Linked DNA regions of Homo sapiens: region 2 is linked to region 1. Evidence: chromatin loops called from intact Hi-C (ENCODE). Cell type or tissue: IMR-90. All regions are shown on one strand.

Evidence for each region. A loop is a pair of places that touch in the nucleus more often than their neighbours do. Peaks named below come from ENCODE experiments on the same cell type or tissue, not always from the same donor. Only the 100,000 strongest peaks of a DNase experiment are listed, where the experiment ranks them.
Region 2: a loop joins it to region 1, with 4 times the contacts of the local background. A loop is called at or near these places in 2 of 110 quality-filtered maps.

What each region holds. Positions count from the first base shown.
Region 1 is chr2:32,134,225-32,136,724 of GRCh38, reverse strand. SPAST (spastin) reads right to left here. Exons shown (of 17, transcript NM_014946.4): 10 at 87-162. Among named protein-coding and RNA genes, the nearest start is that of SLC30A6-DT, 30 kb to the left of the region's middle. In IMR-90, a CTCF peak has its summit at 1,186 (motif pointing right); DNase peaks (open chromatin) are centred at 424 and 1,154; H3K27ac peaks cover 372 bases.
Region 2 is chr2:31,686,960-31,689,459 of GRCh38, reverse strand. All of the region lies in intron 2 of LOC107985862 (a long non-coding RNA gene), which reads left to right. Among named protein-coding and RNA genes, the nearest start is that of SRD5A2, 110 kb to the right of the region's middle. In IMR-90, a CTCF peak has its summit at 937 (motif pointing left); no DNase peak of the experiment used is centred here.

The DNA.
Region 1 (2,500 bases):
GAATAATGTTTCCAATCGTATCTTTCCTATTTGGAGAGGGAAATTTCACAAATAGTCAATAACTTAGTTGGAAAATATGTTCTTACCTATAAAAATTATAGAAGGTTGAAGTTCTCGAGCCACAGCAAAAAGAGCCCTCACCAATTTCTCTCCTTCTCCCACCTAAAACAAAGCATTATACTGTTATACACATAAAATGCAACATTATTCCAGTTTTTTAAATTTTATGTTGAAAATCTAGCACACAGGAATTTAATTTCCCTTCCTTAAAACAACCAAAGATTTGGTTTGAGAAAGGGGAGAGTACTACTAACCGTCCCTTACAATTTTAGACAACAGACTGTGATTTCATACAGCCTGGTTAAGTGCTTTAAAAATTCATCTGTTTTGCTTCACCCTGCATTCCTAAGACTTGAGAATGAAATAGCTCTTCAGTCAAGGATATAACTAGTGAGAAAAGGGGAAGACTAGGGGAGAGAAAAAGACATTGTACATATTCTTTAAGCCCTAGATTACACGGTATATTTATAGAAGCAAGTAAGTTGGAATGTGCTCTCCTAAACAAAACTTGCGCTATTAAGAACACCGTGAAAAGTCATTCTCACATAAATATCAAAATTTCTTTTTTTTTTTTCCTTTTTTTTTTTGAGACAGAGTTTTGCTCTATAGCCCAGTCTGGAGTGCAGTGGTGCAATCTCGGCTCACTGTGACTTTTGCCTCCTGGGTTCAAGTGATTCTCATCCCTCAACATCCCAGGTAGCTGGGATTACAGGCGCCCACCACCACGCCTGGCTAATTTTTGTATTTTTAGTAAAGATGGGGTTTTACCATATTGGTAAATTCATTAGATAGTCTTTAAGCCTGCCCTTCTTTAAAACTTCTTCCTTCTGAATAATGTTTCCAATCCTATCTTTCCTATTTGGAGAGGGAAATTTCACAAATAGTCAACTAACTTAGTTGGCCAGGCTGATCTCAAACTCCTGACCTCAAGTGATCCACCTAACTTGGCCTCCCGAGGTGCTGGAATTACAGGCATGAGCCACCGCGCCCAGCCAATAAATATCAAAATATTTCCAGATAGTCCAGAAGGTCAATGAACACCCCTTGAGACATTCCCAGGTGCTGACACCATACAAAGGCCATTTTATACACCAAAGTAATGAGTCATGAGGTCTGTGATAATCTACTGTAAAAATTTTTCTGTCCTCTAGGTGGCATTTATTCTTTTTACTGAAGATTTAACTTAAAAACAAAAGAAATGTCACCAGATTTAGAATAATCGAAACAAATATTCTAGGCCGGGCGCGGCGGCTCAGACCTGTAATCCCAGCACTTTGGGAGGCTGAGGCGGGCGGATCACGAGGTCAGGAGATCGAGACCATCCTGGCTAACACGGTGAAACCTCGTCTCTACTAAAAATACAAAAAATTAGCCAGGCGTGGTGGCAGGCGCCTGTAGTCCCAGCTACTCGGGAGGCTGAGGCAGGAGAATGGCGTGAACCCAGGAGGTGGAGCTTGCAGTGAGCCGAGATGGTACCACTGCACTCCAGCCCGGGCGACAGAGCAAGACTCCATCTCACACACACACACACACACACACACACACAAAATTATCAGAGCTGAAAGAAATCTCAAAAGATCATCTCCTATGACATTAACATTTTACAGATGAAACAGGCCTAAAGTTATACTTTCTTAAGGTCAGTTCAGGATGTAAAAGTTACGCTAGAGGCCGGGTGCGGTGGCTCATGCCTGTAATCCCAGCACTTTGGGAGGCCAAGGTGGGTGGATCACCTGAGGTCGGGAGTTCAAGACCAGCCTGGCCAACATGGTGAAACCCTGTGTCTACTAAAACTACAAAAATTAGCCGGGCGTGGTGGCGCATGCCTGTAATCCCAGCTACTCGGGAGGCTGACGTGGGAGAATTGCTTGAACCTGAGAGTTGGAGGTTGCAGTGAGCCGAGATCGCACAACTGCACTTCGGCCTGGGGCGAAAAAGTGAGACCTTGTCCCAAAAAAATAAAAAGCTAGGCTAGAATCCCTATCTCCTAACTTCCACAACAATACTTTCCATTATACCATGTGCATAATGTGGGTAAACATGCTTTAATAACAACTTGAAGACCAGGCACAGTGACTCATGCCTGTGATCCTAGCACTTTGGGAGGCCGAAATGGGAGGATCACTTGAGCCCAGAAGTTTGAGACCAGCCCTGGCAACACAGTGACACCTTGTCACTACAAAAAAAAATTTTTTTTTTTTGAGATGGAGTCTCGGCTCACTGCAATCTCTGCCTCCCAGGTTCAAGCAACTCTCCTGCCTCAGCCTCCTGAGTAAGTGGGATTACAGGCGCCTGCCACCACACCCCGCTAATTTTTTGTATTTTTAGTAGAGACAGGGTTTCACCATGTTAGCCAGGCTGGTCTCGAACTCCTGACCTTGTGATTCGCCTGCCTCGGCCTCCCAAAGTGCTGGGATTACAGGTGTGAGCCACCGCATTC
Region 2 (2,500 bases), 450 kb after region 1:
CTTCAAAGTTAGGTCTAAGCCCTTTCGAGATGCTGTATGGATGGCCTTTCCTTACCAGTGATTTTTTATTAGACCAGGAAACCTCTGAATTGGTTAAGCATGTAACCTCTCTGGCTCCCTTTCAACAGGAATTAACACAACTAGCAGAAGCCCAACCCCAAGAAACAAGGCCACCTTTATTTAACCCAGGAGATTTTGTATTGCTGAAAGCTCTCCCTTCTCTCTCTCCTTCCCTAAGCCCAAGCTGGGAAGAGCCCTACACTTTTCTTCTTTCAACCCCCTTGGCGGTAAAAGTTACAAAAATTGACTCCTGGATACATCACATTCAAGTCAAAGCCTGGAAGGCTGAGGGAGCAACTGCTGACAGCCTAGAGGAATGTCCCTGATATCAATGCAAAGAAATAGGAGATCTTAAGCTGAAAATCAGAAAAGATAAGTAAATGAGTAAGGGTTACTCATCCTACTAAGTCTCACCCCTAACTTATCAGATACTTCTGGTCATTTCTACATTTCCTCTCAAAATTCACTGTCAGATATTAGAACTTCTTTTTGGTGCATACTTGCAGGAAGATTTTGATTATCCATGGGATTAAATTTGTAAATTCATAAACCCCCCAAGGGAAATTCTATATCTTAGTCAGTAAAATTTTAGATGGAAATTATGTATTATGCCACTCTTGTGGGAACTGCTATACTCACTCTACTATTTGCAGTAGGACTATACACTGTGGCACCTGCAATGTGGAATTCTGGTTGCAAAATTTTAATTGCTGTAATATTCTGCCTAATTATCATGTTTGTAACAAGTAATTATATAATAATTACAGGAAAGATTTAGCCAAAATTAACACTAAAGTTACTCTAGCCACCCAATCCAATGTCACTTATCCTAAGAAAAACATTGCTTTTATATTAACGCTTCTGGTAAAGTACAGCGACATCTGGTGGAGGCAAACTAGTATTACAACCAATCGGAATGGCTAACAGCTGTCAAACCCTATTGTCATGGTTATGGCCTATACTACCCCCACTAATAATGGTAATCTTAATACTCATATTCGAGCCCTATATTCTAAATCTTCTTGTAAAATTTATCTCTTCTCACTTAGAAGTTATTAAACTCCAAATGGTGCTGCAGATGGAACCATGAATGGACACACCTTTCTTCTGAGGATGCTTAGATTGACCCCAGGAGGAGCCCTAGCTGTTTTTCCCCACACAACACCCCTTTTCAGCAGGAAGTAGCCAGAAAGAGTCGTCATCCAACACCCCCTAACAGCAGTTAGGGTTACCACTCCTGAGAGGGGAAATATGATAGAGGAGATAGAAAGGAATTATTTAGGCAGATAGTGAAGGTAAAAGAGTCCTCAGCAGGGCTTCCTTTTAAACAAAAAGCATCCCCCCAAATCGTTTCTTTTTTAACAAAGAGCAGTCTGAAAAATTGAGCTGCAAATATAGATAAGCAAGGTGGAAGCTTGCATGGGTGAATGCTGGAAGCTGTGCCAATAGAAAAGGGCTGCCTGGAGGACAGACATATCCAACATGGATGCTCCATCTTCCCTTTGTTTGTTACCACATGTACAATAAAGAAACAGGCAACATGGCACCAGCAGGCATAGGATCCAATTGCATAATAAAAGATTAGGGTGGGGACAGCCAGCTTTTCGTGCCCTATGCAAACAGCACACCTAGCCTTAACCAGTTTTTCACACCTTACATAAATGGCACATCTAGTCCAACCAATCTTTTTTGCCCAATGTAAATCAGGCACCACCTCCTCACCGGGCTTCTATAAAACCCCCCTGCATTTTGCCACGGATCCAGCAACCCATTTTTTTGGGACCCCTCTCTGCTTCATAGAGCTCCTCTCTTTTGCCTATTAAACTTCTGATTTTAATCTTGCTCCTTGTGTGTTCACATCCTTGATTTTCTTGGCATGAGACAATGAACCTCAGGTATCACCCCAGTCAATGAGGCCACTTCATTACCTTCACCAACGCATTAAACAGAATCTCACTCTATATCCTAAATTATGTGACGTGAAGAAGACAAGCACTATTCCAACTGTGCTTGATAAGTGGTTTTTTCAAAGAAATAAGACAATTCTCAATATTACTAAGGTTTTAAATTACAGTGTACTAAATAAATATTAGTTTTACTGTTTTCCCTCACCATTTTCCTATATATTCATAACCAACAGTAAGATAGTTTTTAATGTCTTCACAAAAAAATTTTAAAGGTCACAGAACAATTGTGATTTCTCCATTGATAATTAAAATTACTTTACAGGGTTTCAGCATGCACAGTCACTTTTAGGGTCCCGTGCTACGGTGCAAAGCAAGGACTGCTAATACATGCACACACACACAACACATACACACGCACACACCCCACTGGCTTTGATTTGCTGTTACAGTTAGGCCTTGAACAACATGGGAGTTAGGGGCACCAACCCCTACATAGTTGAAAATCTGTGTATAACTTTTCACTCTCCCAAAAC